3 separate regions of the Homo sapiens genome follow, and all the other regions are linked to region 3. The links are chromatin loops, found by intact Hi-C in ENCODE. Cell type or tissue: PC-3. All regions are shown on one strand. Links, peaks and the distances in the headings refer to the core of each region. The heading gives the core; the rest is flanking DNA.

Evidence for each region. Hi-C counts contacts between places; a loop is a spot of excess contacts. Peaks named below come from ENCODE experiments on the same cell type or tissue, not always from the same donor. Only the 100,000 strongest peaks of a DNase experiment are listed, where the experiment ranks them.
Region 1: it touches region 3 in a loop (7-fold over the local background); 4 of 110 quality-filtered maps call a loop at or near these places.
Region 2: a loop joins it to region 3, with 4 times the contacts of the local background. A loop is called at or near these places in 3 of 110 quality-filtered maps.

What each region holds. Positions count from the first base shown.
Region 1 is chr13:110,376,530-110,386,542 of GRCh38, reverse strand. The region is part of intron 4 of COL4A2 (collagen type IV alpha 2 chain); the gene reads right to left. Among named protein-coding and RNA genes, the nearest start is that of MIR8073, 41 kb to the right of the region's middle. RefSeq lists an enhancer at 6,135-7,085. In PC-3, for the core only: no CTCF peak of the experiment used is centred there; DNase peaks (open chromatin) are centred at 4,112 and 5,992; H3K27ac peaks cover 5,730 bases.
Region 2 is chr13:110,243,372-110,253,384 of GRCh38, reverse strand. All of the region lies in intron 1 of COL4A1 (collagen type IV alpha 1 chain), which reads left to right. LOC124903212 (a long non-coding RNA gene) reads right to left here and starts at 2,943. Exons shown (of 3, transcript XR_007063872.1): 1 at 2,762-2,943; 2 at 1,800-1,936. In PC-3, for the core only: a CTCF peak has its summit at 5,728; a DNase peak (open chromatin) is centred at 5,684.
Region 3 is chr13:110,318,256-110,328,268 of GRCh38, reverse strand. The region is part of intron 3 of COL4A2 (collagen type IV alpha 2 chain); the gene reads right to left. Among named protein-coding and RNA genes, the nearest start is that of COL4A2, 16 kb to the right of the region's middle. RefSeq lists enhancers at 483-1,251, 7,498-8,027, 8,028-8,559, 7,426-8,625. In PC-3, for the core only: a CTCF peak has its summit at 4,662; DNase peaks (open chromatin) are centred at 4,778, 7,848 and 8,338; H3K4me3 peaks cover 1,085 bases; H3K27ac peaks cover 1,865 bases.

The sequences.
Region 1 (10,013 bases), core at 855-8,854, 58 kb before region 3:
AACCTATGAGTATTTTCATTTCCATTTTTTACAGACAAGGAGGGATCAAAGATACTAAGGGATACACCCAATTGCATGGCTAGAAATGATGGCTGAGATTGGAGTGGGGTTGGTGATCCCCAGGAGCCATCCTACTTTTCCAGCACTGTGGCTTACACAAGAAACACACCTGAGTCTCTCTTCTTACAAAGTGAATCCTGCAGTTGTTTTGTTCTGTAACTTGAGCATGTGTCCGAAAACCTTGGAGGATTTTTTACACCAAAGGTTGCTCGGTGCAGTCAGGGAGGCTGAAAGCTACTTAGCGTTTCTCAACACTCTACACACTTTAACCAGTGTATCCGCAACTGCAACGACAATCTAGTCACACAATGTAACCACGGTCTACCCATAACTGCAACCACAGTCTATCCATATGCTGTAGCCATGGCCTATCCACATGCTGTAACCATGGTTTATCTAAACACTGTAACCATGCTTTATCCACAAAACGTAACCACGGTCTATCCACACACTGTAACCACGGCCCATCCACACGCTGTGACCACGGCCCATCCACACGCTGTGACCACGGCCCATCCACACGCTGTGACCACGGCCCATCCACACGCTGTAACCACGGCCCATCCACACGCTGTAACCACGGCCTATCCACACGCTGTAACCACGGCCCATCCACACGCTGCAACCACGGCCTATCCACACACTGTAACCACGGCCTATCCACACACTGTAACCACGGCCTATCCACACACTGCAACCACGGCCTATCCACGCACTGCAACCACGGCCTATCCACGCACTGCAACCACGGCCTATCCACACACTGTAACCACGGCCTATCCACACACTGTAACCACGGCCTATCCACACACTGCAGCCACGGTCTATCCACACACTGTAGCCACGGCCTATCCACACACTGTAGCCACGGCCTATCCACACACTGTAACCACGGCCTATCCACACACTGCAGCCACGGTCTATCCACACACTGCAACCACGGCCTATCCACGCACTGTAACCACGGCCTATCCACACACTGTAACCACGGCCTATCCACACACTGTAACCACGGCCTATCCACACACTGCAGCCACGGTCTATCCAGGCACTGTAACCACAGTCTATCCACACACTGTAACCTCCAACTATCATAATCACTGTGCCTCCCTTAGCAGACACAGAAGTCCAGGATGAGGATTTTCTTCATGGGAACAGCCTCAGATTTCTAAGCCCTTTTAGTTCATACTGTGGTTTTTGTGTTTAACTTTTTTTTTTTTTCAGACGGAGTCTCACTCTGTTGCCCAGGCTGGAGTGCAGTGGTGTGATCTTGGCTCACTGCAAGCTCCACCTCCCGGATTCACGCCATTCTTCTGCCTCAGCCTCCCAAGTGGCTGGGACTACAGGCACCCGCCACTGCGCCTGGCTAATTTTTTCTATTTTTAGTAGACAGTGTTTTACCGTGTTAGCCAAGACGGTCTCGATCTCCTGACCTCGTGATCCGCCTGCCTCAGCCTCCCAAAGTGCTAGGATTACAGGCGTGAGCCACCGCGCCCGGCCTCTGTTTAACTTTTTTGTTCCTTGCTGTCAGTTGTGAATATCACTTCTTCCCTACAGTGTACCCTCATCTCCTCTTTTCTCAGCTCCTTCTAAACCCCTATTTGCAGGGAAACTGGACCACAGAGCTTGCCTCAGCCTTCCTCACTAAGTGCTGCTACATGTCTGCTCTATGCCAGGGAAGGAGCATCCTCCAGAAGCTCGCAGTCCACTGGGGGATGGAGAGGGAAGACAGTGGCTTTGGAGGGTGCTAAGGACACAGGGCTCAGCTGTGACTTGGCTTGGGAAGGCAGGTGTTTGGGACCAGCGTCCCCCAGAAGGTGACATTGGGTGTGGGCTTTGAGCATGAGCAGGAGACAGTCAGATAGAGAATGAAGGCGGCAGCCAGGCACTCCACACGCCAGAGGACATAGCAAGTCCAGGGAATTGGGAGTAATATTAATAGCTGGACGGTGGCCTTGTTGGAGGAGCAGGGGGACTCAAGCCACTACCTGAGAGCATGGCCCGCAAGAGTCCATCTGACGTGTGACTCCCCACTGAAGCGTTGAAATTACTGGTTAAGTTCCCTTGGGACAAGTGTGATAATGCTTCACACCGAATCATAGAATTGGATACTTAAGGAGGGTTTTAGAGTTCACCTTGGACTTCCTCTGTTTTAATAAGGTGTCGAAATTCCCTTAAGTAATTAAGAAGAGATGAACCATCAAGATGGTAGCTATTTCTAGAATATCCTTCCAGGTCTTCCATGTACTTCTCTGTCATTGATGTATGATTACGACCTAATTTGCAGCTTTTAGGGCAATTTTGCTACTTTATAGATGGCTTTGGTATTTAATTTTCCTTCTCACACAGAGTGAGCCACAAGTCTAAACACACTACCACTCTTTTGATCATATTTCCTGTATGCGGCAGTGAACAGGGTAGGAACCTTCATCTGTGCAGTCTGGCAGATGCCATTTACCGCCTGCACAGCAGTCCTTCTTCCATCCTCTGTACATCATCTGCCAATGGCTCACCTCTCAGTGGCCAAGTGCATCAGTGTGAGTGTTGCTGCAGCTTGAAAAGGGCTGACACAGCCAGGCGCAGTGGCTCATGCCTGTAATGTCAACACTTCGGGAGGCCGAGGTGGTCAGATAGCTTGAGACCAGGCGTTCGAGACCAGCCTAGCCAACAGGCTGAAACTCATCTCTACTAAAAATATAATTAGTTTGGTGTGGTGGCATGCGCCTGTAATCCCAGCTACTCAGGAGGCTGAGGCACGAGAATCGCTTGAACCCGGGAGGTAGAGGTTGCAGTGAGCTGAGATCGTGCCACTGCACTCAAACCTGGGTGACAGAGCGAGACTGTCTCAGAAAAAAAAAAAAAAAAAAAAAAAAAAAGAAAAGGGCTGACACAAAATAACCACTGATTGCATCCTCCTGTTAGCATCTTGGTTTATTATGTGTATAAAACCTCCTACAATCTAAAAATCACCCCCCAACAAAATCTATTCTTGATCTGACATAAACCTATGAATGTAACTCTCAAAACCACAACTGCACTGCAGTACAGTATTAGCATTTATCAGATAAAAATACAGTTGATTAATTTCTGAATCCATCAACCCTTAAAGGGTAAAATTTATAAAAGATTAGCTTGCAATATTCAGATACAATTGTTTTTTCCCTCTCTTCCTTTTGTCCCCCAAGAGTATTGTAAATGGTACATATGGCTAATCAAATCAACAAGAAAATAACGAGTGTCCTATTTGTTTTTTCCGGACCCTGTTCTGACAGCATCTTCCATGGCTCAAAAAGGCCACATCCTAGCGTGGATACGCAGAACATGGCACTATCCCCATAAGTTTGAGCAAACATTAAAAAAATAAACAAGAGTCACTTAAAAAATGTGGTACATTAAAAGTGATGCTTAAAAGAGCTAGTTGAGTTGATTCTCTGTCAGAATCTTATGGTTGAAATTAGATAAAATCATCAGTGGAATTTTGTGTACATGTTTTATACAATAATATCCATAACTCATAATGAAATGGCCAAACTCCATTCTGAACACTCTTTCTTAAGGTTAATATAAACAGAAATCTATTACCACTAAGCTGAGTAAAAATCTTTAAAAAATTATCTGCGGATTATTTTTCTGTTATTCAAAGTGTATATTTTCAATAGGAAAAATGTGATGCAACTATTTTTGACTTTCTTAAAATGTGGTTTGGGAAATAAGTTATTCACTCATTAAAATAGATAGCTAGCGTTCCTTAAAGTTTGAATACAGGAGGAATTTTTGTTGTTGTTGATCTCTCCTATTCAAATTCCTCTTTCAAAATTGGATCAATTTAAGGAAACAATTTAATATAATTGTTAAAGTGATATTTAATAGATTCTTCAATTTTATTTACTTTGTGTGACATTGTATTTATTTTATATAATTCATTGTAAATAGAAGTTTACGCACAGAGTTACCATAAATACATCCTGTTTTATTTACAAAGTATCTAAGGAAGAAGATGATTCATGCTCCCTAGTCTCCAGCACCTGTTTTGATACTTTACTCATTTACTGCTATGTGATTCATATATTTCTCTCTGGGGAAGTGGGCGGAAGACGGGTGCACATTGTTCTATGAAAACTTCAAGTCTTGCAAGTCTTGTTTTTTCCCCTAAGTCTTTTAAAATGTGCTGTGGAAAGAATTTATTCTAATTGGCTAATCAACAAGGATGCTATAGCACTATGCAGCTGTTTATGAGAAAAAACTGTCCTCAAATACTTGTCCACCATAATTGCTTTGTTTGAAGACATTTGGAATGGAGAGGTTTAGTAATGGATAGAAGGGATTGTTTTTTTCTCTATTTATGATTCGATGAATGGAAATCCTTTTAGACTGGCTAAACTACTTCTATTTTCTGATCTTAAAGTAGTTGTTCAACAGCAGTAGGACACAAATGATGCTGGATATATATATGGCAACCGTGAAAAATTCAGTGATAACAAATACTGTAGTTCTAGTGCAAATTTGTCCCATTGAAATAAGTAATAATCAAGGCATAGCATCAAGCTTCTAGAGAAAAAATGAAATCCAGCAGAAAAAGGGAGAGCATAAAATCTCAGTATGGGTACTGAGACCTAGGGAGTGGGGTTATCATCACCACCACCATTTTAGACTAATAATAACGATGATATGAAGATGATGATGCGTTGGGTGCTTGGCTGTGTGGTTTACACACTTCCTTTCATTTGTTTCTGAAAGGGAGTGAAAAAGGAGTGAGGCAGATTCAATCCCAGACTGCGTCCAGGGTCAACCTTTCTACTAACAGGAGGATTCCCAGATGCAAATTCAAGCAGGTCGAGAACACATTGTTGACCTGAGGCTCCTTTTCTGACCTGTCCTTGAGGCTGAGAGTTCAATCACGTGTTCACTGGTATCTCCAGTTGTGCGAGACAGTCACTAATAGGGTCATAAGGACCCACCTGGCAGAAAGATGCACAGCCTAAGTTGATATCTGGTGGCTCCTGATGAAGAGGTTTAATAACTGTTATTTCCCAATAGGATTTACAGTATTTTAGATTTTTAAAGAATCATTTTTTTCCTAAAGAAATCTGGCTACGGTAGAGGAGCAGGCGGATGTCAAGGAAAGGGGACGCCAGAGTGCTGGGCGTGAGAGCCCCGTGGGTGTGAGATAGAGCCGGTGGGTGTGACATAGAGCCGGTGGGCGTGAGATAGAGTCCGTGGGTGTGAGATAGAGCCCATGGGTGTGAGACAGAGTCCATGGGTGTGAGATAGAACCTGTGGGTATGAGATAGAGACCGAGGATGTGAGATAGAGCCCGTGGATGTGAGATAGAGCCCATGGGTGTGAGATAGAGCCTCTGGTTGTGACATAGAGCCCGTGGGTGTGAGATAGAGACCCATGGGTGTGAGATAGAGCCCGTGGGTGTGAGACAGAGCCCGTAGGTGTGAGACAGAGCCCGTGGGTGTGAGATAGAGCCTGTGGTTGTGACATAGAGCCTGTGGGTGTGACATAGAGCCCGTGGGTGTGAGATAGAGCCCATGGGTGTGAGATAGAGCCTGTGGTTGTGAGATAGAGCATGTGGGTGTGACATAGAGCTCGTGGGTGTGAGACAGAGCCCGTGGGTGTGAGATAGAGCTCTGTGGTTGTGAGATAGAGCACGTGGGTGTGAGTTAGAGCCCATGGGTGTGACATAGAGCCCGTGGGTGTGACACAGAGCCCATGGGTGTGAGACAGAGCACGTGGGTATGAGATAGAGCACGTGGGTGTGAGATAGAGCTTGTGGGTGTGACATAGAGCTCATGGGTGTGAAATAGAGCCCGTGGGTGTGAGATAGAGCTTGTGGGTGTGACGTAGAGCCCTGTGGGTGTTCGATGAGCCTCCTAGTGCCCTCTTGCCCGAATATTGATGGAAAAAATCCCTACATTCTTCTAATGTGAGTGTGTGCATAGAAAACCATCTTATCTCTAAGTGAGTGTGAGAATCCGATGAGTCAGCACGTATACAAATAGAGACTTATTTAAAATATTAATATTTAAATTTTAACAGTTAACACATTAAAGCTGTATAAACAAGTGACTTATAGTTACTATGCATTAGGCAAAGGCACAGGAAAAGTTCCTCTTGTGAAAATCTCCTCTATAAAATCATAAACAATACTGATAACTCATGTCCATGCTGGTGGGAGAAAAGTCTAAATAAAATTCTCTGTTCGACCCTCCCCTCAGAAGAAAAGCCTCTCAGAAGACTTCCTTCAAGACCCACCTCTTAAGAGGCTCCTGGGGGTTAAAAAGCTGTTATCAAATGCAAATCACTCCCAGCTGGGTTGAGGCCATGACTAATGTGCTCTTTGGTGAAGTTTCTTTTCATCTGCAATCCACAGATGCTTTGCTCAAACATGGAAGGTGTGGGGACGGTTTGAGTGGAGCAGATCCTCTCAGAACAGGACTAGCTGGCAACACAGGCCATTGCAAGGGAAGGCTGGCCTGCGGAGGGCTCACTGGGACACGGGAGAGAGCTGCCTGGTGACACAGAGGGGCTGGAGAAGGTGGAGGAGAGGAGGCAGGTGGAGGAGGGTCAGCTTTCCAAGGCGGAGCGGGTTGCTAAGTAAGTCCTTCTACCAGGAAGCTCAGCTGCACCTCCCAAATAATGACAAGGGACCCAGACACCATCCTAACGTGGCTCTCATGTGTTAGGGGTGCACAGGCATAGCCACCTAGGGAGTGGGGGGCTCATCAACACTGCCATTTTAGAGATAAAACACGGTGGTGCCAAGAGATTAACTAATGTGCCCAGCAGCCCGCACTTCCGAATGGGGGTCCATGGGGAGTACTCCGACCCCAGCACCCCAGCTCCATGGTCTGTGCACCCGCCTGACACGGCACCTCCAGAGTTGGATTTGGGGGTGCATGAGAAGGGAGGAGCCTTGCAGCTTCTGCTGCAGCCAAAAGTCTGTGAGCCCCACTGCTGCCCGGCGCCCCTGGCTCCTCAATTTGAGGTATACACAGAGCCTGACACACAGTAGGAACTCAGGTATTTGCTGAGTACATGAAAGAAATGAGCTGCAAGATGGAAGGTCATGCCAAGGAATTTTGCAGGGGCTTTCTGAGGGCAAGGCTTTCCCTCGGGTGCACCTGCACGCGTACTCGCCTCTTAGCTTAGGGTGCTGAGCACTGCTCTAGCCCAGGGTCTCCCACCTTCAGCACTTCAGATAATCTGCACCAGATAATTCTTCTTCACGGGGCTGTCCTGTGCATATAGGATGTGTAGCAGCGTCCCTGTGCCCCACCAGATGCCAGAAACACCCTCTCCACAGTATGACAACCAAAAGTGCCTTCAGATTTTGTCTGATGTCCCTGAGAGGAAGCTGCCCCTTTTCAAGAAGCCCTGGTGCAGCCACCTAAGAGCAGAAGGTGCAGTCTTCTCCGTGCCTGCGGAACTAGGCAGGTGCTGATGGGTCAGGGCCAGGCAAGACTACAAACGGGGCCCAAATGCCCCCGGCTCCATGATCTCCCCTTTACAGGAGCCGGAGAGTGCGTGAGGTGGGACACGGAGGCTCTGCCTCATATGAAGCAGCTTCCATTCATGACTGTGTCCACCGACACCAATGTGGAGCTCTCCACCATGATCACATTGTGGAGAAGGAAATACACCGCGGGACCGAATTCCTTGTCTAAGGACTGTCTAGGTCAGACTGGGAACATTCTTCCCAGTGGTTCGAAGGGTTTGCTTCCTAAGTATCGTTCAAATGCTGTCTGCAGGGAATACTGCATTCAGGAAGTGCCCACTGGGGTGGGTTTTAATGCGACTTTTCATGCAGAGGGCATTTGCTTCAATTATTTCCTTGTAAAAGAAATTTCACTGATTATTTCTGTTTCTTGGAAACAACTCCATTTAGTATTTTCTCTTAGCTCTTCCTAAATCAATCTTAAAAGGCCTCCTGATTTGGCTGTAATTCCAGAATCTTTCTCCATCTCAGAGAATCTCCTGAGGCGAGGGACCCGGAGGAAAGGGCCTGGTTCTGTCTCATGAGGCCGCAGGCGCACCTCTGGACCATGGAGGGCCTCAGTTTCCTCAACTGGGAAAGGAGACTTGCTAGTGTATCAGGTCCTTCCTATATCTACAATTCTCTGAATTTGTTCCATATCTATTTTTTTGGACAAAACTTTTGTCCTCCCTTGTCTGTATTTCCTTACATCTGAGTTTTATTTACAAATGATTTGAGCAGCAAATCCTTGATACTTAAGGTTGCCAGTGAAGACCTTGAATAAAGGGAGATACAATTAAAGCTGCATGCATCTTATTTTAGCCAAGAAAGCAGAAAACTCTGCTCAGATAGAACAAAAGCCTAATGAGCCCTGTTGAAATTCTTCATTTCACATTACATCTCGATTCGAGACGCCTGGGCTATTCCTTTTGCCAAAACTGTGTAAAATGTGACCGTGGTTTTAATATTCTTACAAGCCGTGGGTTATTCTTCTGTTGAATTCCCACAAGCCCTGTTTGTTGTTTTTCAGAGCAAACCACTCACTTTTCCAAACTGGGTTTTGATTGCTAATAAGAGAAACATTTTGACAGTATACTTTTTTTTCCAGAAAAGTTCTGTGAAGAAGAAAGTTCTGTTGAAATATACTTGTGATATGTTCAAATTAGGTCTGAATAAAGCCATTAAGTATTAGGCTGAATTTTATAAAGTACGTATTCAGATGATTTTACCTTCTTTAACATGTTTTTCTATTATCTCTATTTTTAGTATTGTTTCACCAAGGTTAGCTCAACATAATGAATTTCCCCATAGTCAAAGCCAAAAATATGAAGGCGGGGGAGGAGTTTCTGTAAAGAGTTGGTCCTTGGGGATTATTTCGAAAAGCTTTTCCTGAGTCAAATGATTTTAACGGAATCACAATTCCCACCCTCCTGATTCCCCATGGAAAGCCCATTAGTTGAGGGGAGCTCAAATCCCAGTGGGGGTGGGGTGGGCACACCCAGGAGCAGCTGCAGGGATGTGCGGGGTCCTGGGATGGAGATGGATACAGGGAGAGTGTGTGCCCTTGCTCAGTGCACCTCCAGAGCCAGAAAGTAAACTGGAGGGTCAGGAGAGTGACCAGGCAGGAGTGAGGGGTAGGCTCACCACACAGGAAGGACAGCTGCAGATGAGCCGATAATGACAGATGCAACCAATACTGCATCTGGATTAAAGCACTCTGACCCCAAGCAAGGGCAGAGATGGCACCTGTTGCATGTAGAATGCAGATGTCCTAACCAAGAAACATCTGACAATGCACTCTGGTGACCATGAGCAGAATGCTACAGCTGGCATGGTGGTATAAGCAAGTCTCCCCACCCCCACCCTAGCTTTCAGGTGTATAAGACACTCACCACCCAAGTCTAAGCTGGTGGGATAATCAATAACTGAACATAGTGACATTCAACGTAATAAGTAAAATTAAAGTTTTCCCCTTAATAAGATGAACCACACTGGCCATTCTAAAGATCAACGATCACTGAGTGAAGACAGGTCTAGTTCCATATCTCAGCAAGAAAGATAACTTTTAGGATATGTCTTCTAGGCACACAATGAATTATCTATCTGCTTAATAACCTGGCCTCACCAAGGCAAGCAGGATGCGTCAGTCTCAGGAGAACACCTGAGGCTGCACTCGGCCTGGCCTCGACTCTCCAAGGGGGTTTCAGGAAGGTCCTCGGGGGCCTTGAATTACAAGTAGGGCCCCTGGGCCAGCAGCTACCATGTCACTGGGGAGCTTGAGGCAACTGCAGAACTTCAGGCCCTCCTGGGCCTGCAGAACTAGCATCTGTGCTTTACCAAGGGGCCCAGGCTGCTTGCAGGCACATTACAGCGTGAGAGGCATTCCTTCCGATAATTTGCAACATGAAACAAATATGTAATGTAAAAACGATGATTTTTATAAAAAAGTAAAGTTTCCAAAACTAATATA
Region 2 (10,013 bases), core at 1,443-9,442, 76 kb after region 3:
ACATATAATTATATGTATATGTAATACATATAATTATATGTATATGTAATACATATAATTATATGTATATGTAATACATATAATTATATGTATATGTAATACATATAATTATATGTATATATACCTAATTATATGTATATATACCTAATTATATGTATATATAATACATACATACATATAGTTATATGTATATATAATACATACGTACATATAGTTATATGTATATATAATACGTACATATAGTTATATGTATATATAATACATACGTACATATAGTTATATGTATATGTAATACATACGTACTTATAGTTATATGTATATGTAATACATACGTACTTATAGTTATATGTATATGTAATACATACGTACTTATAGTTATCTGTATATGTAATACATACGTACTTATAGTTATCTGTATATGTAATACATACGTACTTATAGTTATCTGTATATGTAATACATACGTACTTATAGTTATCTGTATATGTAATACATACGTACTTATAGTTATCTGTATATGTAATACATACGTACTTATAGTTATCTGTATATGTAATACATACGTACTTATAGTTATCTGTATATGTAATACATACTTATAATTATATGTTTATATGATACATACATATAATTATATGTATAATACATACATACTTATAATTATATGTATAATACATATATACATATAATTATATGTATATATACATATTATATGTATATATACATATATACATTTTGTATATAAGTATATATAATATATACAATTATACATATATAATACATATATACGTATAATTATACGTATATAATACATATATACGTATAATTATACGTATATATAATACATATATACGTATAATTATACGTATATATAATACATATATACGTATAATTATACGTATATATAATACATATAATTATATGTATATAATACATATACGTATAATTATACATATATAATACATATACACATATAACTATGTGTAGAAACATGCTTTAAAATTAAATGTTATTATAAATTTGGAGATTGTAGATGGAATAGATTAAAATGTAATTTATTTGGCTGGGAGTGGTGGCTCACACCTCTAATCCCAGTGCTTCGGGAGGCTGAGGTGGGTGGTTCACCTGAGGTCAGGAGTTCGAGACCAGCCTGGCCAACATGGTGAAACCACGTCTCTACTAAAAATAGAAAAATCAGCCAGGCATGGTGGCAGGCACCTGTAATCCCAGCTACTTGGGAGGCTGAGACAGGAGAATTGCCTGAACCCGGGAGAGGGAGGTTGCAGTGAGTTGAGATCGCGCCACAGCACTCCAGCCTGGGCAACAGAGCGAGACTCTACCTCAAAAAAAAGTAATTTATTTATGATTAGGAATTAATAAAGAAGACACTTATGCCCAGTTGTTGGAATTTCTGTAAGTCTTCCCGTAAATGTGCTATCACTTTTCAGACAGCAATTATAGACTCCTTTATCAGAGTCAGTGTTACTGGGACTAAGGAGAATTAAGGCGGAGAAGACTGTGCCTCTGCTGTAAGTCAGGTGTGGGTTCAAGGTCTTTATGCTCTCAGGCTGTGCGGCCAAGATCTGAAAAGTTAAACTCCTGTCTGCCTCAGGAATGTGCTGTCTTAATTCTGTACCGGCTTGCACCTGTGCCTGTCTGGCAGCCTGTTCTCGCCGTCTTTCCCTCATCCTGGGTTCTTCCTAGGTGAACAGCCCTGACTTTTCGCAACTCAGCTGAAGTGTGCCCTACCTTGGGGGTCCCCGAGTCCCCCTCTGGCATGCCCGTGAGTCTCTGCTCACCTCCCTTGCAGCCCACGTTTTATTGTAATTTCACCTTTCCTTATCCAGCTTGCTCACACACTCAGCTCTGTATTCTTAGCACTGGGGGGTGCCTGGCCCATGCAGGCGTGCAGTAGATGGGAAGTGAATCTCACCACCTGTTAAGAAAAAGATAAGTATGACTGGGCACTGCCAGGAGCTGTGAAGGAGTGCCTGGCACAGGCCTGCTGGTGCTTCCCCTGCCCCACCCACTCACCCTAGTCTTGGGCATGGGGCCTTGGGGCTGTCTTGCGTGGGCTGGGCTTGGGAGTCAGATGTTGAAAGTGAAGGCAGAAGCCCACATGGCCGGTGCAGGCCAGGGTGGCACCAGGGTGTGGAAGGAGTAGGCCATGGAAGATGAAAACCGGGAATAGCTGGGAGAACTCCCTGCCCTTCAGCACAGCCGGGAGCCGCACAGTTCTCCAAAGCTGGAAGAAATAGTCCAACGTCTTTTTTCGTGCCTGTCTGGGTAAAATTTGCTGTTCTTCAAAGGGTGCCTGTAAAATAGGCACTGGTGGAATGAAGGGGTTAAAGATGAAAGTTACAAAGGATGGGAGCAGGGCTGGTGGGAAAAGAATCCGGGGAACCGGGAAGAGTAGCTAAGAGTGACAACTCTATGGGTGGGAGATTCCTTCTCTGGAATTAGGGAGTTTGAGTTTCATTGAGAGAACGAAATGTCTCTCAAGTCTACATATTTGCCTGGAGCTGACACTTGGTTTGGGAGGGGCTCCGTGGGACCCGGATGCTGGGGACGCACTGGCCTTGCCCCACTGTGCTAGTGCGTCAGGCCAGTGACTCACAAGCACGGGAAGGCTCGCCCCAGGTCATGCCTCCCAACAGTGTTTCCACCCATGGGTCCCAGCAGACACACACGAAGCCCACCAACTCATTTCACACACAGCCATCCAAGGAACCACTGACCCATGGCAACTAATCATACTCACATCTGCTTGCAGCTGGACAAAGACCAATGACCTGGAGGTGAAGTGCCGGTCTTCATGGTCATTCCCTCCAGGCCATCCTATTCCCCAAGCAGGAACATTTAATGTCCACCCCCGTTTAGTGGGAAAAAGGGAAGAAAAGAAGTGAAACATGAGTCAACAAAATTATATGACAGGGAAAATGAGACCAGAACTTTAGTCACATGTTGTTCCTAAGAGAAGCCAAGAAAACACCCTCATTTCCTCAAGGCGTGTGGTTTCTTGGGAGCCTTTCTGCCCTGCAAACTCAGTCTCTAATTGAGAAGCAGAATAGAGCATGTACCTCACATGTACAAATCTTAGTCATACTACAGCACAGAGAGAGACATGTTACATATTAGAAATTCACTGTTTCTCACATTTTTTGTGCTTTTTTTTTTTTTTGCCAAGAATGTATCAACTCTTGTTGTTTTCAAATTAGGGCAGAAATATTGTGTAACTCTAAACAGTAGTAGGGACTGTTTTGTTTCTATGTCTTCCATTATTAAATGGAACAGAAATATTATTTTATTTACCTAAGTTGTCCTTTCAGGGGAGTTAATGATGAATAATTATTTTCACATCTTTGGGATCACATCTATCTTACATTAGTCAAAACAAATGATGATGATAATAAAACAAATGCAGATGAAAGCACAATGATTTTGAGTTCTGTGAGAATAAGGGAGAGAAGTTAATTTTACCTTTAAAACCACAATACTAAGTATATTTTTGGAAGTTGAAAAATGTTATGCAAATGTAAGCTTTTAAGAAATCATTATTTGTACTACAACATTTGGCCTATATTTTACTGTTTTTTAAGTAATTTTTAAATGCCATGGACACTTTTTTGGGGAGCTAATTTTATTGAAGTTTATCAACTTACAGAAACATATCAAAGGCGAAGGGTACAGCTCAGTGCATTTTCCCCAAAGTGAACATAGCAGTGAACCCAGACTACGGACCAGAACATTACCAGAAGGCACGAAGTCCCTGGAGTCCTCTTCTAGTCAGTAGCCCTCACGAGTAACCAGGATCCAACGTCATCTTGTTCGGCTTTGACTTTTACAGGAATGGAGTCACCCAGTTTGTCTTCTTTTGTGCCTGCTTCAGCTTGCTGCGGGTGCTGTAGCTGGCCTGCCCTGGTGTGGCCGGGGACTCCCTTCCGTGAATATACCCCATCGTTTCTCAGTCCCTTGAACTGTTTCCAGCTGGGGCGATTGTGGATAGTGCTGCTGTGAACAGGCTTAAGCACGTCCCTTTTTCTCGAATTTTATTGAAATACAACAAAGTGCAAACATCACAAGTGCACAGCTCGATGAGTTTTTACCGACGTATACACCCGTGTAGTCACCGCCCGCAACAAGCAAAGAATGTTTCCTGCACCCCAGAAACCTCCCTTGTCCCTACCTTTGCCACACCCCCGCAGAAGGTCATCACAATTCTGACTTCTTTTCCCCATAGACAGATGCCTCCGTTCTTGAATTTCATATGATGGGATCATACAGAGTGTGCTCTCTCTGGAGAAGTTTTAAGATTCTTTTTTAGGGCATTCTTGGGCCCTGGGGGTCCATGGAGCTGGGGAGAGCCATTTTGCAGAGCCTCACAGCCACCGCGGTTAAAACAAGCGTGACACAAGCAGCACAGCGGCAAACAGGACAGAAGCTAGAAAGTCCATTCTCCACGTGCAGTCTTTGAGGTTTCGCTATCCGAAAAAAGTGTGAGTGCCTGCTGCATCTGTGTGTGGTTATCTTTTATTCACCACACCAGCATTTTGTGTGTGTGAATGAAGTGGAATTTAAAATAATAGAATTGAGGCCGGGTGCGGTGGCTCACACCTGTAATCCCAGCGTTTTGGGAGGCTGAGGCGTGTGGATCACTTGAGGCCAGGAGTTCGAACCAGCCTGGCCAACATGGCGAAATCCCATCTCTACTAAAAATACAAAAAAATTATCCTGGCGTGGTGGCCCGTGCCTGTAGTCCCAGCCACTCGGGAGGCTGAGGCAGGAGAATCGCTTGAATCCAGATGGCAGAGGTTGCGGTGAGCCGACGTCGCGCCAGTGCACTCCAGCCTGCGCCACAGAGCGAGACCCCAGCAGGACGTGATGAAGGTCAATGGGGTTTTGTCCAACTTGCCTCAGTTGGAGCAACGTACCAGTGCGCCCCTGCCGTGTGGCCGTGGGGCTTATCCCTGGGAGTGGAATTTGGGGGAAGGAGCCGGGGCCAGGGGCCAGGGCCCAGCTACAGCGGAGGCGGCTGAGCGCCTTCCAGAGGGTTGGGAATGTCCCGCTCGCAATCCCGCCGGGAGCGTGTGGGGCCCGCGCTTGCTGCGTACTCTTAATTCTGCCCAAGTAGCCCTAAGATACAGTCTCTTGCCTCCATACGCTTATTTAGTTGGGTAGGGAATTATTTAAAAGACTCCCCGAGGAAGTGCTGCAACCAGGAAGAGCCCTCGACGGCAGTATCACCAGGAAAGTATTTTGACATTTTTGCACAGCATAGGGAATGCGAGAAAGAATTTGAAAGATAAGCTGTTTAGACTTGGCAGATCTCCACATGTCCCTATTTGGTGGGATGTGAAACACATAAAAATTGTGAAAGCTGCGATGTTAAAGGTCTATCTTCCATCAAAAGCAGGAAAAAAAATCAGAAAATTGAGGACCTCATCCTGTTTAACTCATTCCAAATATGCCTTCATCAGAAGACATGTCCCAGTTAAACTGTATAACACTGCACCCTTCTCCCCTCCCTCCCTCCCTCCCTCTCTCTCTGCCACACACACACACACACACACACACACACACACACACACACACACGAGTAGCATAGCAGCTGGTATTCTTCGGTTCAGTTAAAAAGGCATTCTGTAAACAGAATGAGTGAGCTTTCCTCTTTTTGCATCCTCTGGAATGGAATTCACTGTAATCTTGAGAAGAGCGCCCTCTTGGTCTGTAGATGCGAGAAAACCAGAAATAGGCTTTATTTCTTATTAAAACCATTGACTTCTCTTCCTCCCCTTTCTTCTTTGGCACTCGTACTGTGTATTGTAAAATCTTTGTGTATTTTAAGAACTTAATATACTTTATAACGTGAATACTGATGGTGGATCTCTGAATATCTTAATTGGAGCATGAAAGAAAAGTTTCACAGTATTAATTATTTTAACATATCCTGAAAAGTTTAAGAGACTTTTAGAGAATATAAAAGATATTTGGTTTAGGGATTACTTTGTAGTACCTTTTGCATTCCTTTCATATTGTATTTTTTGTTTTCGTTTAAAGCTGATCTCTGCTATTGAAGTTATGTGTGCGTGTGTGTGTCTGACAGAGTCCACTGGGGACTATTATTATTATTTTCTTTTCTGTTTCAAACACAGTTAAGTCAGTTTGGCTTCCATTTGGAGACAACTTATTATACTCTGTAGGCCACATGGTCTATGGGGAAGAGGCTAAAAGGACTTTCAAAACTGACTTGGTTTTCATTAAGTTTGTCTACAGTTTTAGGAGTATAAATAATAAATTCACCCCCAACCCCAAGAGCTTTCTAGGGTCCTCTTTTTCCACATTGGTCTGGGGTACCTGTGTTGCTGTTGTCCATGGCTGGTCTGCTTTTATAAGAGAGACCGAGACCCCCGCCTTTCTTTCCTTTGAGAACTCCCAGCCATATTCCCCGTCTTCCAAGTGGAGACTGCCTTCGTGACCCACTTTCATCCTCATGACCACTCGGGTTAAGTGTGTGCCTCACAGGAGCACAACACAGGCATTGCTCCAGGAACTTGGAACTCATTGACCCTAGAACACCAATGAGGGGAAAACCAGGAAGAGGATGAGTACCGCACAGAATGTACCAGTTCTTCCCATTCTAGAATCTGAAACAGATGGTATGGGAGCTTATCTGTAGGGTCATCCAGACACCGGGAGAATGCAGAGCCCTCATAAAGGCCCTCAGATATGCAGCCAGCAGGGAGCCGGTGGAGTCCACCAGTCTGCATATAGCTTTAGATTTTTCTGGGAGTCCAGATGCAAGGTGTATTTCCTCAGGAAATGATGAAATGGTGACATAGCTTTTCACATGTCAGGTCACCAATGAAATTGTGAACCTGGGTAACCTGCATTATTTATGTACCCCTTTTAAACACAGTAATTTACAACAGTGAATTAAGACTTGCATTACCTGACTTTTATTTTAATTCACCATTTGAAGCTTATACATTACACCTGAGTGAAGGGGGTACTCAGGTCATCCTTTGTATTTTTTTTTTCTTTTTAGCAGTGAACCATTGAACTGCAGCTAAAATACCTTCATATGCCAGGGTGAAACCCAGCACGGGCCCTTATATGACAGAAAGGACCAGAATAGTGATATTTTAAAATAGATTTTATTTAACAAAGTAAACATACATCTTAGGATATTTGTTTGTCATTCTTGTCATTCTAAAGGCTAGCTTTTTTGTTTTTTTTTTTTAACAAAACCATTTACATAAAATGCTAGGCCACCCAGAATGTGACACAAAAATCATGATCTTAGACATCTTTTGTTCTGAAAAGCTAACCCTAATTTAGATATTTTTGGAATGATCAATTTTTTAGAATTGATAATCAAATTCCCTACACACATAAAGCCATGCATGTTTTTGGTCCAGGATTAAAAAAAATTACTTGCTTATGAAAAAGCGTAAGGTGGTGGGGGAAGGCCGGGGTCGGGGGTCAGTCCTGTCTCATCTCTGATTTTCCCCAGTGTTCCTTAGTACCTGAAGTGGTCCCCAGGGTAAAACTACCCACCCGCCTGTCACCGGCACCGGCTGGGGGTGTTTCTGTACCAAAAGCACAAGAAGCGTCTTGACCCGAGGGTCCACAGTCACAGCCTTGCAGCCTCTTATCTGCAGTCCCAGGCAATGGAAGCATTCACGGATGGCTTAAGGGCCCAGTTCCAGGAAATTCATTTTTATAACCTCCCTCAAATTGCAGAAAGATAAAGCTTCTGAGATTTTATCAACCTTTCAGAAAACTCCAGATCACCAAATAGCCATTTTCAGCTTCAATCCCTTAAATCCCTGCTTAATCTGCTCTTTCCCAGAAAGCAGCAATTGACTCACAAGTCGAAAATCCACACTACTTCAGGCTGGTGTTGAGTTTCTGCCAGCTAAGCCCAGATGACTGCTGGACATTTCCTAAATGGACTCTGCAGATACATGAGACTTAGCCTGGTGGGTTTTCCTTTTGGTATCTGTAGGAGGGGGATGAAACACTGCAGAGTTTAAAGAACAGAGATGTGTTTCCAAACTTGGCTCAAACGCAAACAGGTTGTGGGCAGTGGCATAATCCCAGCAAAGAGGCTGCCCCGAAACTCCAGGGACTTGGAGATGACCTGGTGATGGAATAGCTGGTCTGGACGGCTCCAGGTGTCAGGTGCCAGATGCCAGCGCACTCCCCAGAGTCCCCGGCTCTTCCCTGGCTACTCTGTGATCTGGAGCAGTCAGGTAATCATTGCCGAGTTCCCTGTTTGGAGCTTTGTCCCACAGTGCTGTTGTGCACGAATGCACTGTGGTTGAGGTGCGCGGTGCCACTGGATTTCCATCTACAGTTGTTACTTAAGGTTGCTTAGATGGGTAACACCAGTAACAGCACCAAGAATACAACCATAATTGGGTACTGATTTCATCAATTCTAAGATGTGCATTTATTGATGTTTTAACAACTCTGGAATTGGGATAGATCTAACAATTGATAATGTGTCATTGTTTAATTAGTACCCTTCTTGATTTCTTAGTATGGGTTTTACAATTGGTGTCGTCTTAGATGAAGTACAGCTCACATCAGGCTCAATGCTACGGGAGCCTGGTGTGAGCTGTATGTGAGGCTGCCTCCAAAGCACTCAGGGTGTACCGGGGAGACACAGAAGTAAACAACGAGAAACGTGATAAGCCTGACAATAGAGACATGCAGTCAGCAATTCGCAGGAGCCAGGTAGGGAGCAGGTGACCCTCACCTGGGGATTAGACACATGGTAGTACTGGCTGAGTTAGGTACCTCTGGTGAGGTCTCTCAGTACTGGTATTTGTCCATTTTGGAAGAACCTCCTGGAGCACAGGTTACAGATTTTGGCCTCATCTCTTTGGATGCCTCTGAGTGGTCACCAAAACCCAGATTATGAAGCAAATCTGTGCACATGGATTGATTTAAAATGTTAGGAGGTTATGAGAGTGTAGGCTGAAAATTGCCTAAAATGTGAGTCAGAGAAAAACACAGACCTATCATCTCTGGAGTTTTTTTGGACTGTTGTCAGCTGTCCCCATTTCCAAAATATAAAATTGAGAACAGCTTACTGTCTTGGAGGCACTTGTTCAGATTTAGCTTTACAAAATAAATATCTCCAGATGTGATTGTTTTATGCAGGCGTCTCCATGGCAATGCAGCTGAGGCTGGAATATGTTGTTAAAAATATACACTTTGCATGATCACAATACTATTAGTGGCATGATTTTATTTTCAGGAAATGATAATCACCTGAAGTAGAATATAAGTAAACATTTTATATCAGACTTAAAGCAGAGCCTCTAATAAAGCTTATTAACCCGATTATTCATCTCATACCTCTTTACATTCTGTCCACAATACCTGTGTCTGTCATGGTTTAAAATTGGGATTCTTCTAAGGAAATTGCAAGTGCGTGTATGTACCGACGTATTTCTATCTTTTCATGTGATGACAATTTTACATAATGGAAATTGAAGTTGGGTTCTAATTTCAACTTTGTCCTAGCGTGTTATAATAAATCTTCTAATTCAGTTTCCACATCTGTAAATGGGGATGGCACTACCTATCTTGAAATGCTTGTTATGATCATTAAATAAGATGATCGCTGACTGTGCGTGGCACCTGGTAAGCGTTTGAACACGTGGTAGCTTGCTTCCTTTCCAGCTTTTATCACAGGCTTGGATTCATTTCCTTCCATTTTAAAAGTTAATTTTTATGTTAGAAGTGAACTACAGGCTGGGCACAGTGTCTCATGCCTATAATCCCAGCACTTTGGGAGGCTGAGGCGGGTGGATCACATGAGGTCAGGAGTTCGAGACCAGCCTGGTCAACATGATGAAACCCCATCTCTACTAAAAACACAAAAAATTAGCTGGGTGTGGTGGCGGATGCCTGTATTACCAGCTACTTGGGATGCTGAGGAAGGAGAATCACTTGAACTGGAGAGGTGGAGGTTGCAGTGTGCCAAGATCACGCCATTG
Region 3 (10,013 bases), core at 621-8,620:
AAGGAACTCATGGTCCTCCGACAGAGGCTCTTCAGGACGAATTAAACAAATTCGTAATATTTATCAAGAACGTTTGATTTTTGCCCACAAGTAAGTGTCCCAGAAGTTCCTTAAGAAGATTTTTTTCTTAAACAGATTATATTCCTGATCAACTTTTCCAGACTATTAATTTAACTGAAGACTCCTTCTTGCCTACAGTTTACTGCAAAGTCAGAGTGATTAGTCTAGGTTGATGAGGTTTGTGGTGTATGATTTTGAGTTAACAGTTCTATACATCACTTCATCATTTAAAAAACCTTTCATAAAAAAGATTTTAGGAAAATATGATAAAAACTTATTTAGACTTTACTAAGACTATGAGAAATGAATCATTTTGTGTGTGTGACCGAAGAGTTGCAAAGCTGTTTACAGTCACAACTTTGCTTCAAGCGTTAAGTTTTAAAAGATGATGGACAAGTGCTAAGACTTCACCCAGGACAACTGCCTTAACTAATGACGAAAACAGAATTAGCTGGGGTGTGGGCCACAGCAGGGAACTATTTCTCTGGAGCTGTTGGGGGGATTTTAATGCTTCACTGACACCCACAGAATGAATTCCTCTCCTAAAACAACACAAGCTGACTACTTCAAGCTGAATTTCTTTGTTTTCCAACCCAACACCCCACCCCCAATCTCTTCACTATAGAAAGACACACACTTAAAAACCATCTGGGACTATTTAAGAGAATCACTCTAAAGCACATTCAATTGCTTGTCTTTTGATGACAAGAGTCAAATGTAAAATGCAGAGTTATATTTCTGAGACTGACCTGCTGGGACGGCTGGTTGGGTGGTGGAGGTGATATCACAGATTGTGTTTTGGATGGAATCAAATGTGGTCTGTGACGCGAGGAGAAGTTTGTCTGAAATACCCGGAGTGGGTGATTGTGTGTGCTGAGCTCTTGGGGGTTGGTGAGGACCCCCCGGGAAGGGCAGGAAGCAAGCCAGTGGAGGGGTAAACAACCCAACCAGAGTAACTGGGGACGCCCAAATTCCATGGGTGGGGGCCCCCTGGGAATCATAAACCAGGGAGGGAGCAGATGTAAGAGTGTGTGTGCTGGGGACAGGCCAGCCTGGGTTAGCACCTTAGAGTTGGAGCAGGAGGGGTGTGTGTGTGCTGGGGACAGGCTAGCCCAGGTTAGCAACCACAGGGCTGGGGTGGGAGCGGTGTCTGCTGGAGACAGGCAGAGGTATCTGGGTTGTGACTCTGAGTCGCTAATTGAATATTTCTTAAAACTTCTGGGAATAAGAGGAGGGGATACATTAAACAGGCTTATCACGAAGCCAAGCTTATTGTCTATCTTTGATCAGGTCACAAAGTGGTCACGCTCTTGAGCGGGCGGGTGACTGCCATCTGAGACTGTGTGAACTGCTCTGATGTTGGGAACCAACCCACACTCAAGGGAAGGCAGTGCTGTCCACAGGTGGCCGAGCAGAGGGCCAGGTTGACCACCAGGAAATAGATTAGGAATCGGATGGGATGTAGGGGGTTCCACTGGGCACCTCCCAGCAGACCAGGAGTCACTGATGAGGCAGCCAGACAGGCGCGGGGCAGCAGGAAGGGCCCAGCGTGTCCCCTCTGTGTGACCTCGCCCTGAAGGCTGCAGGGCCCAAGAAGGGCCCCAGCATGCTGGGGTGAGTGAAAGCTCAAATGACAGATGTCCTCAAACAGCCTGTTTCCACAATTCCTGGGGCCTGCAATGTGCTAAGGGAAAGAGAGGCTGAAGAGCTATCTCTGTATTGAAACACTTTGGGCAGTACTTGCCAAGACGCCGTGACTCAGGGGAGCAGAAGGCTGGCAGCTGCCACTAGGGAGACAGACAGAGGAGGCTGAGGTTTAGGTGCACGAGGATAGAGAGGAAAGTGCAGGAATTGCACCTTTTGGGTGTTTATTCTATGCCAGACACTGTGGTTAAGTACCTTATGTACACTGTAGAATTTAATTCTACCAGCAACTTGCTGAGGGAGGATTATAAATTCATCTCACAGGGGATGCATTTTCCAATAAAAAAATTCAGATCTCCTCCCAGGTTCCACAGGGACTGATGGAGATGAATTTGAACTCCGAGGTGGAAGCTCCTCACCCCTGGGCGAAGGGCAGGTGCCATCTGGGTTCTGAGCAAATGACTTAAAATGAAATTCGGGGCTGGGCTTGGTGGCTCATGCCCGTAATCCCACTACTTTGGGAGGCCAAGGAGGGAGGATCACTTGAGGTCAGGAGTTCAAGACCAGCCTGGCCAACGTGGCGAAACCCTGTATCTACTAAAAATACCAAAAAATTAGCCCGGCCTGGTGACGCACGCCTGTAGTCCCAGCTACTTGGGAGGCTGAGGCAGGAGAATCGCTTGAACCCAGGAGGTGGAGGTTTCAGTGAGCTGAGATCTCAACACTGCACTCCAGCCTGGGCGACAGAGTGAGACTCCGTCTAAAAAAAAAAAAAAGAAATTCAGGAACAGGACACATTCATAAGGCAGGAAGTGCCTGTTTCTCCTCCTTGACAATGCACAAAGCAAAGTGTAGCTTCCGTGTCCCGAAGGGAAGGGCAGCACCTACCGGGGTAAGCAATCTGAGAAGACAGAAAGGCTGAAGCGACACGGGGATTAGAAGCCTCCAGGAGGAAGCCTCCAGTGATCAGGCAGCCTTAGTTAAGTGTTCAAGCCCAGCGTCCTTTACCTCAGCCACTGATCTTCCAATACGATTTCCCTGGGAGACACTTCTATGATCTATCTGGTTACTTAACCTTTGCTTTTATCTCTAATAGGCGGTTTCTTTCATGGAATTTTCCAAAGGACTCTGTCTGAGAGATGTTTTAACTAGAGCCCATCAATGCATGGCAGACCATCACCAGGGAGAATCAAGTATCACTCCAGGAGAAACAGGGCTGCCTTTAACAACTTAGGGAGGTAACAGGTGGGGAGGAATGTGCTTTTGACTTCATTTCAAAGAGAAAAAAATCTTCGGGTAAACTCTCCACAAAGCATTAGTGTCACTTTCTGTTTCTGATCATTGGTTCTAAATGCTTATTAAAAATGCGTTGATTTCCGATTATTATTATGGACACATGTGGCTTAAACTTTGGTAAAAGGCTGAGCTAAGGTGGATGGTGTAAGAAAGTCCATCTTTGTGGGGACGCAGACGTTTTCATACAGTCAGTTACGATGCCTCTTCTCCCCATCCTCCTTGTGCATGTGAAGGCTGCTTTTGCCATGCTAAGGGTCGAACGTGCTCTCAGGCATGACATGATCCTGGAAGGCTCAGTCCCACACGTCAAAAGATAAAGAGCTTTGTAAATGAGAAATTCCTTAACCCTTCCAAAGAACCAACAGATGAAAATTATCTTTCCCTCACCCAATTCCTAAAGCTGTATCAATCAGCAGGCAAGCGTAGGGTGGTCCTCACCACGTTTTAAAGATTGGCGGGAGATTCCAGGGGCCGGGAGGCCCCACCTACACATTTTTCTATTGCTAGAAAGCAACCACTCAAGGCAGAAACAATCCCGAGGCCAGAAGAGCCCTCCAGAGGCTGTCTTCTAGGACCTGCTGCTCACTGTGGCACCCTGGGCAGCAGCACCACCATCACCTGGGAGCATTAGGAATGCAGAGTCCCAGGAGCCCCAGACCTGCCTGATCCAAATCGGCTGAGTCAAACGTGCATCCGTTCGGGCAGTGCTGCTCCGGCCCATCTCTTCTGACCCCCAGCCAGGACTGGGGCTTCATGTCCAGTATGCTTTCTCATGCATTCAGGCGAAGAGACCTCCCCTCCCCTGTGGACTCAGATCCCTCTCCTTGTGGAAGTGCCTTCTCAGGCAAGCTCCTTCCTCCAGTAGCCTCAATATCAAGAGCCCAGCAGGACAGGTGTCAAGAAGGAGCGAGTCCAGTTATCGCCCACCAGTGGACATTGGTGGATGGTGACCACCACATCCAGGGACTGTGTGATTTTGGCCACCAGACCACCTTCCACATTCTTACCCTTGACGCCCATGAAGCTGAGTTTCTGGGAGTGCCAAGAAGGCCACTGGCCAACCTCTGCCTGCCCTGAAGAAAAGCACAGCTCAGCTCATAGACTGCTCACTGGCCAGATGCCTGGCTTCCCTTTGCATTGAAGCTCAAGAAAAAAAAAAACCATGCTATTAAATTGAAATAGTTTGGCACTCTGTCTTGCAGTTGAAGCATATTTTGCATTAGTTTGACTTTGCAGATAAGCCAATGTCTGTCTACCCAATAATTTTTTCGACTGTAATTCAAATCAAGTGAAACCAATGAGAGAGGAACCTTCAGTTGACCCAAGGTGCACATTTTTGAGGGCCATGCCTTTCGCACTCAGCATAATGATTTGTGTTGTGATTCTGAACAAAAAGTCCCCAAACTACTTAGCTTCGGTCCTGGCCAGGAATCTCGACTTTCCCTCTCTCTTTCCTCCCACCAGCTCTGTCTATTGTGTGGCTTAGACTCCAGCTGCTACAGCAGATGCCCAGCTGGGCGCTGGGGGCAGCGTGCCCATGGCTTGGTCCCTGTCCTCAGGGAGCCACCTGGGGCCTGTGCTTAGATTTGGTGTGGAGGAGGAAGCCCCTTTCCTTTGGAATTTTCTGACTTCAACTCCACCTGCCCTTATTGTATGCAATACTGCAGGTAGCAGGTAGGGGAAGCTGGCACTGGGCATCCTGCATGCTCTGTCTGTCTAGGAGAGGAGCCTGTGGGCTGGCCCCCAGCTTCCCAGACACTCATTCTCTTCAGCTCCAGGTTTTACAGCTGCAGAGACATTATATTTAGCATGACTAACTCAAAAAATATAAAAGCAAACAGCAAGACGGCTGTCCAGCTTCCACAGGGGGGGCCCTCATCCCGATGCCTGACATCATCTCAGGCAAGGAACTGCCTGTGGATGCGCTCCTCCTCCCAGGCATCGGGGCATCACCTGGTTAGAGCTCCCTGACCACAGAGGGTGCAACAGAAATTCCAGAGTCACCAGTGGGCCTCTGATGTCCAGTCATAGGAATCTAAGGCAGTGGGGCAGCAACAGGCCCTTGAACTCTGGGGAATGTAGCTCCCAACCCCTGTGGTATGGACTTCCCATGGACTGACACCTCCCCTCAATCAGCTGCAAGTTTTCATAGAATCAGTGGATCCCTATCTTTGTCTACTTGCTCCTCCTAGACTGTGCAACAGTGCCCAGGCTGGGTTGGTTGTAACAGCTGGTATTGGGGGTCATGCCAAAGCCTTCAAAATGTAAAAAGGAGATGGCAACACGCCCTTTGTTAGCCTCCTCTGGGCATCCGCCCTCCCGCTCCAGCTGACCTGACTCGGGCGGCCTCAGTAGCCTCTGATCATGCTGCCAGCTGCGCCTGCAGAGAAACCTTAACTATCTTAGGGTCCCCGTGGAAGAGTTAAATAACACACTGATTTAATAAAATTACTCCAGCATCTATGTGAAGGTCCTGTGCTGTGGGAGGACCTGGTGATGAATAAACCAAGTTCCCAGCCCTTAGCAACCTGAAGTCTAGCAGGGAAGAAGGGCAGTGACCAGAGGTGGACATCGGCTCCCTGTCTCCACTCTCCATCTTCTGACCCCAGTACCACAGGAAGAGGGGAGGCTGGTGACCGTCAGTTTGGTGAAGCCATGGGGAAGATCTAGGCCTGCACCCGATCACAGCCTCCTCTCACAGCCCCTCCCGGGGTTCCCCATATGTCTTCTCCCCTTGTCTTGACGCGTCCATCCCCTGTCCTCCTCCTGAGGAATCTCACGCAGTTCTGGGGCTTCAGGAACTGCTCCAGGAGAACTGCTTTAGGTCTGGTGCCTGCACCTGTGTGGGCAACCCAGACCTCGCTCACTGGCTTCCCACCCAGACACCCGGTTCCCTCCTGGACAGCTTCCCATGCCTGTCCCAGAGGAAACCAACTCAGTGCGGCCCAAGCCAACCTCCTTCGGGAGAGTGGTGAACGTTTACCAGAAAGCAAAACAAACATCAAGAACAGAGGCACGGGCAGGCCGCCTCCGAGAGACAGGCAGGCAGGCCAGCCCCAGGCTTCCTTGCCCCCTGCTCCTTCATCTGGAGCTGGGTCTCACATCGCCATTTCCTAAACCTCTCTGATTTGCAATACCTGACATTAACCATTTGAAACCTGTCAACCAAAGAAACAAAACTGAGTTTAAAAATAAGAACTTTAAAAAGCATAGCACTGTTACTGGGGCTTAAAAAGGAAGGAAATTCTGCCACTCACTACAACATGGATGCATCTTCAGGACTGATATGGTTTGGCTCTGTGTCCCCACCTAAATCTCACCTTGAATTGTAATCATCCCCACATGTCAAGGGTGGGGCCAGGTGGAGCTAACTGAATTATGGGGATGGTTTCCCCCATACTGTTCTCATGATAGTGAGTTCTCCTGAGATCTAGTTTTATAAGCATCTGACATTTCCCCTGCTGGTACATTCTCTCTTTGCCTGCTGCCATCCATGTAAGACGTGACTTGCTCCTCCTTGCCTTCTGCCATGATTGTGAGGTTTCTCCAGCCACGTGGAAATGTAAGTTGATTAAACCTCTTTCTTTTGTAAATTGCCCAGTCTTGGTTATGTCTTTATCAGTAGCATGAACATGGACTAATACAAGGACATTATACTAAACGAAGTAAGCCAGTCACAAAAGGACAAACACTGCCTGATTCCACTTCTGTGAGGTCCCTAGAGTAGTCACACTCAAAGTGACAGAAAGTAGAATAGATTAACAGAGGGTGGGGGAAGGATGGGATGCAGAGGTATTTAATGCACATGGAATTTCTGTTTAGGATGATGAGCAAGTTCTGGAGACGGACAATGGTGACAGTTGCACAAAAATGTGATATGTTTAATGCCACTGAACTGTCATTTAAACATGGGTACAATGGTAAATTTTATGTTACATATATTTTACCACAATTTAAAACAATGAAAAAAATATTAAAAATGGACACAGGTTTGCATTATGTGTATATATATATGTACACTCTCTATGTGTGTGTGTGTGTGTATATATATATATATATACACACAGACACATACACACACACACACACATGCACACTATATAAATACGCACATATATGAGACCTGATGTGACATTAGTAAGATTATCTTCAGATGGTTAGTTTATCAACACTGTGTTTGTAAGGTAGGTGCTATATTGATAATGTGCCAAGATTTTATTTTTTATTACAGGAAAGTTACCTAGTTTTTAAACACATGAAATATTTAGAAAGAATAAAGATCTAAGGTAATTTTTTTAAATGTGAAAGACTAAGAAAAGCCCATGAAACAGGCCTTTTTTCTATGTTTATTCTTAGACACTCTAGTTAATTAAACCCAATGAGGAAGAAAAATCAACATGAAGGCAAAAATGTTGCCTGAATCAACAGTTGTAGCCTTTTGTTCTCTCTCACTGATGAGCTAGAAGTGTTGAAAGAAGAGATGTTTTTGAAAGGTGCTATAAAAAGGAGAAAAAGGCAACTTTTAAAACGGATGAATTCTATCTACCTATGATCTTTCCTTTTAAATACACTTATTTTCTTTGAGACGCTGCTCTGTTTTGATATAAAAAGAAGCAGATGGCCTCAGAGTTAGACTTTGTTCAGAGGGAACTAAACTTTCCAGTTATTTGAAATATCTATCGGTGTCATCCCATTCCTTGTTCTGGAACTTCTAGGCAGGATTCAGTACTATTCTTAATTGCTTTTACTTCTTAAGTAAAGAATTCTTGGATTAAAAAAAAATCAAGCACCAGCATGACTAATCTGACTTCCTTCCCCCTCCTGAGTGAAATAACTCATTTGTTTCTAGACCATTAAATTCCAATCAGGTGAGAAGCAGATAACAAATCACTCTTGTTGGAGAGCAGAGAAATCGCCCAGAAATCACAGCACTGGGAGTCCAGGGGAGGTGCCAGTGGCACCCACGCGGCAGGGGGTCGCCGTAGGGGGCCAATGACTGGGTCACCCAGTGCCCGGAGGTGACCTGGCAGTGCCACCCGCCAGCCCCGCCTAGCCACCTTATGTAATGGGTTAGGACTGTTCCTGGGTTGTGCGGCTGCGCCTGGCAAAAGGAGAGCCCAGTATGCGAGAACCAGAACCTTCGGGTGGACAGAGACACATTCACAAAAGCCAAGGCAGACAGCTGAAAACTCACTGTGCGGTGTGCCTTAACTAGAAATGCGTTGACTTTTCCAACCTCTGGCGCCTTGATGTGGGTAACCACCACAAAACCTGATGTCTGCACTTACCGGCAGGAAATTGACATATCACTGAAGATACACAATTTTGGCCTACTTGCTGTTAAGATTCCTTGTTTTACAACAGGAAGGAGGAGGCCGGACAATAAGAGCTGATGACTAAGACTAAGGAAATCCTGTCTGAGCTAAGACTGTCTTGGGAGGAGAAGGGAAGAGGGCGCTGAAATCTGGCGGGAACAGCTAGGAAAGGAAGGTGGATTTCAGACAGGACAGGAGATCACCTCAGGTCCCTACTTGGTCTTGAATTGTAACTTGGATGCTTGTTACAATTAGGACAACTACCAAATAAGGAAGAAAGGGAAGGAGGTGAGGTTCTTCCCTGAAATTTCCAGCGGGAATCTTCCTCAGGGAACCCACGTCTTGGCCTGACTCACCTGGCTGTTGGAGGGTACGGGCTAGTCTGGGAGGCCTTTCCATGCTAATCTGAGAAGTAGTTGCGCTGCTAGGAAATGGTATGGAGGGAATCTTTCTGCTCTCTCAAGAAGGAAACTCTCTCCTAAGATTCTGTTCTGCATTTTTATGTCATGTTGCCAAACCAAAGCCTCTTGAGTTTTCTTGCTTTGCTAAATTATACTTGCATCTCATGGTTATTTGAACAAATTGTTCTTTGTTTATAAGTGTTTCCATTTGTTCTGGAAATAAGTTAGTTACACCTTGACTGAAATTTAATTAATATTAAAATGTTTCCTTTGGGTGACATTTCCTAAACTTAAGGAAAATGGAAATAACCGTCTCAAGGCATCAGGAAGGCGCATCTCCACCAGTTCTCACTCAGCGGCCATCTGCTCAGAGCCACCAGGGTCTCAGCACTCCAGGCACCAGAATCGTGAAGACTAAAACCTCCCCCCACAGGCCCCCGCACCCACCAGTCCTGCTGACCCACTTCCTCCTGTCCCAGTACCATGGCTAAGGTAACTCTAGGCTAAGATGACTGCACTCAGGAGAGGCCCTTCAAGGATGACCAAGAAATACGTGAGAATGGGCAAAGGGACAATTTCACCTGCAGAACCGAGAATCCTGCAGACACAACCCCCAACCTGCCCATAATGAAATATGGAATATTTCATTATTTCATACTGTTAACTAGAGTTAACAATAACTCTAGTTAACTTGAACTTCACTCTCTGTGGCTTCAAGTTCTTTAGGTATTGAGGATGAAGACCTAAAAAACAACAACCTAAAGCCAGGTAGATGTGAACTAGTGTTGATCAAGCACCGCAATGCTAAGATTGCTAAACTCTCTACAGCCAATTTCTTCTTGCTCCTCTGGGCACGTGCATAAGGTAAGAACTATTTTAACCCAGTTTTAGAAATGTAACTACAGTGTAAAGAGTTGAATACTCGCACCAACATCACCTGGCTGGGCAGCAGCAACAGCAGTTTCGAACCCAAGACCCCAGCTGGCCCTATTTCTGTGGGGCCCATGCCTGAGTCCTGACATTTCCTGTGAGCAGGGTGAGTGGGGGCTCTTATAGGTGCTTGCTGATGAGTACAACTGCATACAAAATCAATCGTACTGAACGTCTCATATAGAACAAATAAAGTGGCTCTCAAATAGTGAACGTCTGCAGGTTGCTTTCTTACCATGAATAATCCTAGATGACATATTTAAAGTAAAGTTGGGTCAGATATTTGGACAACCCAAACCATACCCGCGCGCACACACACACTGATCAGACTTCACGGTTCCTTGCTTGTCCTTGCTCTGACCCAGAC